Linked DNA regions of Mus musculus: region 2 is linked to region 1. The links are chromatin loops, found by intact Hi-C in ENCODE. Cell type or tissue: left cerebral cortex. All regions are shown on one strand. Links, peaks and the distances in the headings refer to the core of each region. The heading gives the core; the rest is flanking DNA.

What was found. Peaks named below come from ENCODE experiments on the same cell type or tissue, not always from the same donor. Only the 100,000 strongest peaks of a DNase experiment are listed, where the experiment ranks them.
Region 2: it touches region 1 in a loop (7-fold over the local background); 1 of 42 quality-filtered maps calls a loop at or near these places.

What each region holds. Positions count from the first base shown.
Region 1 is chr8:110,068,902-110,074,281 of GRCm38, forward strand. No RefSeq gene overlaps it. Among named protein-coding and RNA genes, the nearest start is that of Zfp612, 8.1 kb to the right of the region's middle. In left cerebral cortex, for the core only: a CTCF peak has its summit at 2,899 (motif pointing left); a DNase peak (open chromatin) is centred at 2,882.
Region 2 is chr8:109,944,685-109,950,064 of GRCm38, forward strand. Marveld3 (MARVEL (membrane-associating) domain containing 3) reads right to left here. Exons shown (of 3, transcript NM_212447.2): 3 at 3,225-3,978. The coding sequence ends at 3,341. Among named protein-coding and RNA genes, the nearest start is that of Marveld3, 15 kb to the right of the region's middle. In left cerebral cortex, for the core only: a CTCF peak has its summit at 2,859 (motif pointing right); DNase peaks (open chromatin) are centred at 612, 2,878, 3,504 and 3,683; H3K4me3 peaks cover 1,162 bases; H3K27ac peaks cover 700 bases.

The DNA of each region.
Region 1 (5,380 bases), core at 186-5,185:
AAGTTGGCAAAAATTAGCATTTGAGATTTCTATTTGAACAGAGCTGAAGGCCTAGCTGGCCAACTGGCCTCAGGTAAAAAGTGAAAATGAAATGTACAAGACTAGGATTTCAAAATGTAGTGGATTAAATAAGAGTGACTACCAGCGCGTGATGATCAGGGAGTGGCACTCCTTGAGAAGCACTAGGAGGTGTGGCCTTGTTGGAGGAGTTGTGTCACAGGGGTGGGGGTGGGGTGGGGGGATGGGCTTTGAGGTTTCAAAAGCTCAAGCCAAATCCAGTGTCACTTTCTCTTTCTGCTGTCTGTGGGTCCAGATGTAGAATTCTCAGCTGCTTCTCTAGAATCATGACTGTCTGCAGGCCTCCATGCTCTCTGCTGTGTTGATAATAGACTAACCCTCTGAAACTGTAATTGAGGCCCAATCAAGTGTTTTCTTTTGTAAGGGTTTCCTTGGTCATGGTGTCTCTTCACAGCAATAGGACAGTGACTAAGACACAACAAATCGAGGCTAGGGGTTTAGCTCAGTTTGCAGAGTGGTCACCAAGTATGCGTGAGCTGCATCATCAGTCCCCAGCAGTGTATAAACTGGGGACATGCCTGTAGTTTCTGAATCCCAGAGGTGGATGCAGGAGGATTCATTCCATGTTACCCTTGGTTACATAGCTCTGAGGGTCTCTGTGCCACCACAGCCAGTAGAGAAATGATCTGAGCCAGAAGGTAGCTTGGCTCAACATGACTAAGTGGTTGGAGTTGGTTCAAACTTTGGGAGTCTGAATGTGAGTGGTTTGTTTTAGTCATATTTAAGCACAACACAATTTGGTGAAAACTTTCATGGTGATAACTCAATTCCACATGCACATCAAAGCTTAAGACAAAATATCTACCTCTTACGTTAGTCAAAGAGACATAAAGACTCTGTAAAGTACCTGTGACATTCCCCGTAGGGATGGGTTCAACAGATTGAAAACCTCATAACGAGGCTCTGGGGAAGGATCCAGGATGGTCTTGGTCACACAGCGCAAAGATCACTAGGCTATTAACCACATCTGCTGCCAGCTTTCTGGGTGGATAGCAGGTCAGACATCTGTTCCTTGGAAGGAACAACATTTTGTGTTTGACATTCCTGCTTCCCATATCTGTGAGCACAGGGACCTTCAGACTTCCCACATCCCACACATAGCAAGTTCAAGACCAGCCTGGGATACATGGGAACTTAGCCACCATTTCTGAAGAGCTTTAGATGAAAAAAATTTAGCTTTTTGAGTTGTAAAAAAAAAATCCACTTCCAAATTAACTTTAGAAAAATAACTGTCAATTTTATAAGGACTTACTAAAAACTATTTTGACATCTAACTAAAATCTCAAGTTAACCAAAGGCTTAAACATAAAAAAATGAGGTGAGATAGTACTAGAAGAGTTATCTTCTCTTTCTGATAAATGTGCTCTTCCATCTTCCCCTGTGGGTTGGAGCAAAGGCATACACTGCTCTTGCAGAGGACCTGAGTTCACTTCCCCAGCACCCATGTTAGGTAGTTCACAGCTGCCCATAACTCCAGCCCCAGGCCATCCAGTGCCTCTGCACACAACAGGGACCTGCATTCACACGCATGTTACCACCACACACAGTACACACATGATTAAAAAAAAAAAAACCCTAACTATGTGAAATCCTCTACAATGACTGGAAAGATGCTCAGTAGGTCAAGGTGCTTGCCGCTTAATCTGACTGCCTGAGTTTGATCTCCAGGGTCTCCACGGTGCTTGGGGTAAACCTACTCCCAGGGATTGCTAACTGGCGTGCTGGGCCACTGATATACTCTTGTAGAAATCACTGACAATATTGTCTTTTCGTCGGACAGGTTCAAGACTGATCATTGACACCTCTCTTCTCCCTGGAGAGAGGCTACCTCCATCTTTCCTACTTCTCCCACCCCACATTTAGGGTTATTCCTTTTGTAGGACTTTGCGTGCAGATTTCTCCCAGGTGGAGTTTCTGTGTATAAGCTTGTTGTGGCTTTTTTTTTTCAGTCTGCTTCCCATCTGACACAACAGTTCCTGGCCCTGGGTCTTAGCCTGTAATCCAGGTTTCTTAGACATTACTATGCACCAAGGGTCACCTGGAGGGCTCTTGCAAATTCCTTTCTCACAAGTTTCTAACAAGAATCACCGAATTTAGTGTTGAGTCACTCAAGATATTAAAAAAAAAAAAAGACTTTCCAGGGCTTGTCATCAGCTGGACAGAAGATATAGTCAGTGTAGTATTACATCAGAGCTGGTGAGTGTCTGCAGGTACCAGAGAGGTGTTGCTAAGGTAAAGGGGAGTTGGATTCCAGGAATATTTAAGTGCTGTTATCAACGATTTGAGTAGTGATGTTGGTCTTAAGTGGACAGTGACAGGGAATTGGGCTGAAACTGACTCTGTTAGCAGAGACCAGGATATACTTGTCTCTGCCCAGTTGGTCAGATGAATGAAAAAGAAACAGTTTGTAGGAGAGCTGAATGAGAAGGAAGGTCTGCTATGCTGCATCAACCAAGCCCAAGGCAGTGAGGAGGCGAAGAGCCCATGAGTGGGAGGGTCCGAGGATGCCCTTGTCATACTCACATAGCTGACCAGGCACCAGAGCCTGAGGAACGACTAGACTCTAATCCAGATGCTAGAGCTTATGAGAAGATGGAGTTGTGATGCCTTAAAAGGTAGGAAAGGGTCACTCTTACAAAAATTTGAGGTTTGATACGCAGAAGTTACTGTAGATTGTCGGGAGGTATAAAAGATAGGCTACCCTAGGAACTATCCTGCCTCAACCATCAAATTCTAGGCAAGTCCTTTCTCAGGAAGATAATCAAGAAAGCAGAATGTACCGCTCCAGCCTCATAGGTCGTGTGCGCCCTCTGCTGGGCGTCCTTAAACACAAGCAGCATGGCCCTTTGGTGTCGGGTGGAGGGTTGGATCAAGTTGATCAGATGAACTTTGACCACAGTGCACATGCTATTGTATGTATATGGGGCAGAGTGAGCATGTATGTGTCATGGCTTTGCTCCCACCTGCAGCAGCAAAGTGGGAGGCAGGGAGTGTCTAAACGGATTGAGGCCTATCGTCCCCTGTAAGGACAGCAGTGAAAGATGAGAGTGGTATTTATGGAATCAAAGAGGTTTCATTCTAGAAGGCTAACTAATGAGAAGGTTTGGTCTGAAGTGGCAGTACATTTTTTTTTCCTGGTGGAAGCTCTCTTGGCAGTGAGAAAAGTTCTAGATGCTTAGTCAATGGACAGTCAGTTAATGACAAATGTCCAGTTTCCATTGATGACACCAAACAACCCAACAAGCACAAACTGCAGAGTCTTGAATGGCTTGGCTCTTCCTTTTCAGACTGTTGTTTACCAGCCCGACTGCATGTCTGGATTTTTTGTTTGTTTGTTTGTTTGTTTTGTTTTTTGTTTTTTGTCTACCCTGACCTGCCTTCTGAGGTCCTGGACCCATTCACTTACCCTCAAAGTAAAAAAAAAAACCTAAACAACATCAGAGGAGTCTTAGGTAACCTGGATGCTGAAATTAAGCCAATCTTACACTGTATATATAAGAGGATGGCTTTAAGTGTGTTGCAATGCATGCTGGATAATTTTACATAAACTTGATACCAACTAGAGTTATCTGAAAGAGGGAACCTCAACTGAGAAAAATGCCTCCAGAAGATCAGGTTGTAGGTGAGTCTGTAGAGCATTTTCTTTAGTAGCTATTGATGGGGGAGGGGAGGACCCAGCCCATTGTGGGTGGGGCCACCCATGGGCTGGTGGTTCTGAGTTCTATAAGAAAGCAGGCTGAGCAAGCCAGTAAGCAGTCACCCCTCCATGGCCCCTGGATCAGCTCCAGGCCTCTAAGGTCCCTGCACTGTTGAGTTCCTTCCCAGACTTCCTTCAGTGCCATGGAAGTGTAAGCCAAATAAACCCTTTCTTACCCACTCTGCTTTTGGTCCTGGTGTTTTATCACAGCAATAGTAACCAGAACCGAGACACAATGTCAATTTTTAGGAATATAGAGCTGTTTTGTGGGCTGTCATTCATTTCCAGAATTAAATAAGGAAGGGTGACCACATAGGCAGAATCAGAACAGCGTGTTCTCGGCAGGGCCGAGGTTCAGGGTTAGAGAGTCTGACAACTAGACATTGCGGTCATCACGATTTTTGTGTAGTTCAGTCATCTTCAGGAGCCCCCCTGTGGACCTGCGGCTGAGACCCACGCAGTAGGCAGTCATGTGGCATTTAAGGGTCTTGCTTTAAGTACCGTTGTAACTTCCTTTCTCTCTGTCTTGCCATAACTAAGTGCCCTTAACCTTTAGGGGCATCTTCAGGGTGTGGAATTTTAAAATGCAAGCGCTCACCCATTGCTTCTGCCTTTCTTCAGTCTGTTATTTTGTTTCATGACCCTGAGTCTTAATGATTCCATGGCTAGCACTTAAAGCATAGGCCCTCTTCCACATAATCTGTGTAAGTTCTGTATCATTTGGCTTAGAGGTAGCATATGTTCAAAAGTCTTTAGAATATACAAGGAAGACTAGACCATGGAAGCCACACTGTTCAAACGCCTGAGCCAAGGAAAGCTTGGGAGGCAATGCGATGTGTCCACTGAGGTTCTGTTCTTCTCTGCTTTGGTGGTAATTAGTATATCCATCTTAGTGATAGAACCTAATGAGGAAACCCCCACTCAATTCCCAATCCGGCGTGCACCCAAAGAATCATGAATAGACCGCCCTGATGTAATTACATGAGGTCGTTTAATGACGGAGCTCCAGACTGACATGCATCCACACAGGAGATAACAGATGTCGGCCACGAGGCTCGAAAGCTAGGGGTTATTATGGGGTAAGGGGCTTAGGGGTGTGGAATTCAGCATAGCGACACACTATTGGCTTATTCAAACACCAGGCTGGCCTTGAATTCACAATCCTCCTGTCTTGGCTTCCTGAGTGTTGAGCAGATATGTTCCACTCTGCATGCCCAGCAATAAATTTGTCTTTGGTGTCATCTTTAGAGGGAAACAGAGACTATCTGCTACTCTGATAAGGTAAGGACTGGGCATTCTCCCAGCCAGGGGAGGAGGAGAGAGAGGAACTGAGGATTAACCATATGGAGAGAGTTCCAGAGACACCAGGAGTAAAACATCTGGATTAGAGAAAGCCAGATAAGTACTAAAATGCACATTTCTCGGGGATCTGGGCTAGGAGGGACATGGATTAGTTTAGAGGATTAAAATAGAGCAATACTGCTCAGTTGTTGTGCCCTTGAAGCTTGATAAATATATATATAACAATCAAGTCTCAATTATTTGGGAGCTGGCTGGGTTAAGAAGAAAACAAAAAATACATATTAAAAAGCCATTAACATGGAA
Region 2 (5,380 bases), core at 310-5,309, 120 kb before region 1:
TGAATATTTTATGAGGAAGTGTAATTATATGCATAACTAGGTTATTTACTAAAAATATGTTTAGGACTTTTCTACTTTGGGGGAAAAGAACATGGAAGACCTATTTTCTGACACCATGAAGACAGTGAAAAAAATGCTTGCTTTATTGTTAAGCACCTCATACAGATATACAAGGAAATATGATCATGGCTGCTCCCCACTTTTGCCCTCCAGCTTACCCCTCTCAACCTCATTTTGCTTTATAACTTCCTGTTAGGTCCAGTTACTGCTGCCCATCCTTCGTGGGTGTGGGCCCAGAGCGTGGGAGACCTCCAAAATGAATGATTCTCCCCCCCCCCGCCCCACCCCCGGTATGAAAATAGCGTATATATTTTTTCTGCTAGTCAGCTTTGTGCCCTTATAACAGAGTATCTGACCCAGGCAGTTAGTGAAGAGGGAGATGCTTGTTTCTGGAGTGACGCAGGGAAGAGTGGAGAAGGAAGGGGTCGCCGCTCAGCCAGATAGACCTGGTCAACCCTAGTAACCAATGAGTCATGTTTCTAAGAGCACCAGGCATCTCACGGCCAAGGCTTCTGTGACAGTAGAGAACACAGACCACACCCAATCCATAGCACCGTTTTCTGCTGGAATGGCAACAGAGATGACTCACTAAAGTTTATGGTTGAAGAAATGCACTTAGGAGGTGGAGGCAGGAGGCTCAGAAGTCTGAAGCCAGCCATGGCTTGGGGCGAGTAAGACACAAAAAAAGTCACTATAGGCAGCATAGTTGTCAAATGAGGGCTATTAGCTGAGGAAACCGGTTTATGAGCCGTTAAGTTCCTTAAGTATATCACAGCTGTTGGCACCGCAGGAGTCAGGTAGCTAAGCAACCCTGGGCAGCGTTCTTTCCATGAGGTTAAAGTGGAGCATTAGGACTTTAGACTTGGTGAGTGTTGCTTTCCAAGAGAATTAGCGTCCAGTTAAGCCTCCAGCTTACTGCTCTCTCTGCTCTCACCAAGTGTCTTCTAGTCTGTGGATTTCAAACAAGATCAGCTACCTCTCAGCCCAAGTAAAGGCCGTGTTGAAGTCATCTTTCAGGCTTCCTCTTCATCCGGAATCAACATTTTAAACACTTGGTTTCTTGGCAGCACACTCAGCTCTTTCGGTGTGCCTGCCAGGCAAGCACTGTACCCCCGCTTCTTGATACCTCTGTCCCATGTGATATATGGGCTGAGGTGGCACAAGTGGTCTCAAGTTTGTTTTCCAGTGCCAGTGATATTCCACGGCGTCCTGAAGGCCACAAGGACTTGTCTGTTACTTGTAACACACCTCTATTATGACTCAGAGGGCCGTGGTGGTGGTGGTGGTGGTGTGTGTGTGTTTAAGATCTATTTTTCTTTTTAATTATGGGTGTGTGTGTGTGTGTGTGTGTGCACATGTGCTTGTGGACTCCAGAGGAAGATAGCAGGTCCCCTGGAGGTTTAGTTATAGGAGGTTGTGGGCCACCTGATTGGATGCTGGGAAAAGCATCCTCATAACTGCTAAGCCATCCCTCTATTCTGTGTCCAAGTCTTATCTCCGCTGCTTACAGGTTTTGTGACTGTGGGAAAGTTAACCTGTTTAAAGCAGTTTAACATTGAACAGAAGTCACAGCTTCGGTCATTTGTGCCAAAGTGGTAGATAGGAAGAACTTCTATACCACTGAACAATAATGTTCTGCAGTGAGTCGCTGGTAAGGAACATCAGCCCTTGCCCTTCTTGGACCTTGCCTCCTCATTTGTAGCACACGAATGACAAGTCAGCGTAACCCGACAAATAGTGAATCCCATCGGGTTTGCTAGAGGGTTTCTAGTACTGAACTCTGGACTTGTGGCAGTGTGGTTAGTTTACTCCCTGATGGGTTCTAATCAGAAGAGGAGCTGCCACCCAGGAGCCAACCGGACACAGGGCTGGGGTCACATAGTCAGTCTACCTTATCCAGTGAAAGATCCAAGGTGGGCAGAGATAACAATAGGAACACAGAGAAATCATGAAAACAGTGCCCTGGGGGTGCCAGTCTTTTGTTGAAGGGCACACATGTGATTTTGGCGATTGTCAAAGTTTCTTTGTCACTTATCAAGCCTTAGTGCGGGACACTAATCACTACCAGGCCAAGGGTGACAATAGAGATTTCCCTGATTAATTCTCCCTGAGCTTTGCCTCATTTCTTAAGAATTCCTTCGTTTTTATTTTATGTTTGGATGTTCGCCTGCCTGCCTGCCTGCCTGCGTGTGCATGACCTGTGTGCCTGTGCCCTCAGGCAGGTTGGATCCTTGGAGCCGGAGTTACAGATGGTTGTGAGCTGCCATGTTAGGGGCTGGGAACTGAACCTAGAGTCCTCTGCAAGAGCAGTAAATGGCTCTCGACCAGCTAGCCATCTCTCTCCAGCCCCTGTTTTCCGATTTCTACATGGGGTGTGAGTGCAGATGTCAGGGTGTAAGCTTGGAGAACAGCCTGAGGGAGTCCATTCTTTCTCCACCATGTGGGCCCCAGGGGTCAGACTCAGGCCATTTATCTGGCTTGGCAGCAGGCACCTTCGCCTGCTGAGCCATCCCTCTGGCCATCAAGGACTTGTATTTTAAAAGAGAAAAATCAAAAGTTAATTCCAATGGCATAACCTTCCTCCCCACAAATGTACATGGCACAGCTAGTGGAAAATATTTTCCTCTGGCCACTGGGAGTTACTCATTTGAACCCAGCCCCACAACTGCCTAGTAGTGTGCTGTTGCCCCCCCCCCCGCAAAAAAAAAAAAAAAAAAAAAAGGAAGAAAGAAAAAGAAAAAAAAGTGTAAAATTATATGCATATAGGTACACGGCATTCATGCAGTGCCCTTGAAGTCCAGCAGAGGGCGTTGGATCCCTCCTTTCCCAGACGACTTGCGGACCATTGTGAGACACAGTGGGTGCTGGGAAGGGAACCTGGGTCTTCTGCAAGAGTAGCCAGTGCCCCTAACAGCTGAGCCATCTCTCCAGCCCCTCCCCATTGCCTTTATGCGGTTCCCACTACAGTTATTTACAGTTTGAGGGAGGAGTTCTACTGTAGCACGGCACATGCTACTCTCTGATGTGTCTTCTCTGGCTGGTCTCCTACTTAATTAACACTATAGCCTTACCACAAGGCAGAGCCCTATTTTCAAAGAATGATCCCGCCCCGCCCCACCTCCGCCCCCTAAGCTTTCATTGGAGTGGTCCAGCAGACTGATTGGTCTCCTTTCACAACTTTACTCTGCTCAGGTGCCTGAGCACTGAGGGAGCTTAGGAATCAAGTATGGGAAATCACGTTGTGCTTGTAGGGGAGGAACAAAGGAGGTTCCAGCTCTCCTTAGAGCGTCCCGGACCACAGGTATTCTGGAACATCACGGTAATTTCTGTGTTGTTCCTGGCTGTCTTTGTAGTGCTTCTGTTCTCGGTAGGCCCGCAGGGCCATCACCACGCTGGCCGCGTATAAAATCACTAGAAGACAAGCGAAGGTGGCTGCTGCCCCATCGGTGCCCGCCAGCTGGCAGTTCATCCAGGTGAGGCCCTTGCGGGCGTAGACTCTTTCTCTGGTTTTGCAAGTGTCGGTGGAATTGATGCGCAACGCCGCATACAGGTAAAAGCCAATGGCGACGCAGTAGCCCACCGCGGCCAGGAGGCTGAAGGCGGCCTCCAGCAGCAGCCATCTCCTGGGCAGCTTCCTTAGACTCTTAGCTCCCTGCAGTAAAACGCCCATAGTGAGGACGCCCAGCCCCAGGGAGACAGCCACGCCGCCGTAGATCAGGGGCGACCGCAGGATCGTGTACTGCTGGTCCAGCTGCCGAACCTGCTCCAACTCGGTGCCCTCAAAAGGTGAGTAATAGTTATTTCCGAAGCCGCTGCCGCTGGCAAAGCTGGCGCTGAATCCGGCCAGGACAAAATAGGAAGCCACGATGCATATGAGAACCATGGCATTCAAAATCACCTCCATTATCTGCACCACACCTAGGGGAAGAGAGAGTCCGGTTTAAGGTTGGATCACTCACCTGATCAAGGTAGGGGTTCCCTGGATCCTTTAAATAAATGATCTGATTCAGCAACATTGTCAACACTCTTGGTTTTGTCTTTTTTTTTTTTAAGATCTTTTTATTTTATGTATGTGAGTACACTGTAGCTGTCTTCATGCACACCAGAAAAGAGCATCAGATCCCATGAGGATGCTTGTGAGCCACCATGTGGTTGCTAGGAATTGAACTTAGGACCTCTGGAAGAACAGTCAGTGCTCTTATCTCACTGAGCCATCACTCCAGCCCCCTGGTTTTGTCTTTAAAAAAAAACAAAACAATACAAAACACCCTATGTCATTTTAAAAAGTCCCAGTGCTTGTGGTGGGACCCAGGATGCAAGCAGCAAGTGCTCTACGGATGGGCTGAACAACCCCAGCCCAGGTGTTCTGTTTCTAAAACATACTTTAAAATATCATTGCTGGCTGGGTGGGTGGAGTGTTGGCTCAGCAGTAAGCGCAATTGTTGCCCTTACAGAGGACCTGGGTTGGGTTCCCAGTACCCATGCACCAGCTCTTAGGCCGATTTAATTCCGGTTCCAGGGAATCCAGTGCCCTCTTCTGACCTCCGCAGGCACCAGATATACAAACAGTGCACACAAAAAACTCTCATATACATAAAATAAATATTCACATAGAAAAATCAATGCCAGGCTGGAGAGATGGCTCAGCGGTTGAGAGCACTGACTGCTCTTCCAAAGGTCCTGAGTTCAATTCCCAGTAACCACATGGTGGCTCACAACCATCTGTAATGGGATCTGATGTCCTCTTCTGGTGTGTCTGAAGACAGCTACAGTGTACTTAAGTAGAACAATAAATAAATCTTAAAAAAAAAATAAAGAGAGAAAAGAAAATCAATGCCAATCTGAAAAACTTGGAAATGCAAAAAAATTATATATATCTGGTCTTTGTAGCTCAGGCTAGCCTTGAACTCTCGATCCACCTGCCCCAGTCTCCAAAGTATTAGAATTACAAGCATGCAGTGCTGTAACTGCCTTAGAGTAGTTAAGACAGTTAAACATGTGTGTACTGTGTGGCTCCACAATTGTACCCTTAGGCATTAGCCCTAAAGAAATAAAAAGCTACTTGGCAGTTTAAGGAGAACCTTGAGGAGGAGGCCTGCCTGGGCTACATACTGAGAGCCAGCTTCAAAATTTAAAAAAAGAAAGAGAGCTCTATGTCCACACAAAAACACGTTCGTGAGTCTTGACAGTAGTAGCTTTATTTGTAAGAGCCAAATGCAGGGAGAGCTTATCTGTGACTGGGTCAGCGGAATGGACAGGGAGCGACCTGGGTAAGTTTCAAGGTGATTATGAGTGAGAAAGAAGTTCTGGTCTCAAAGGG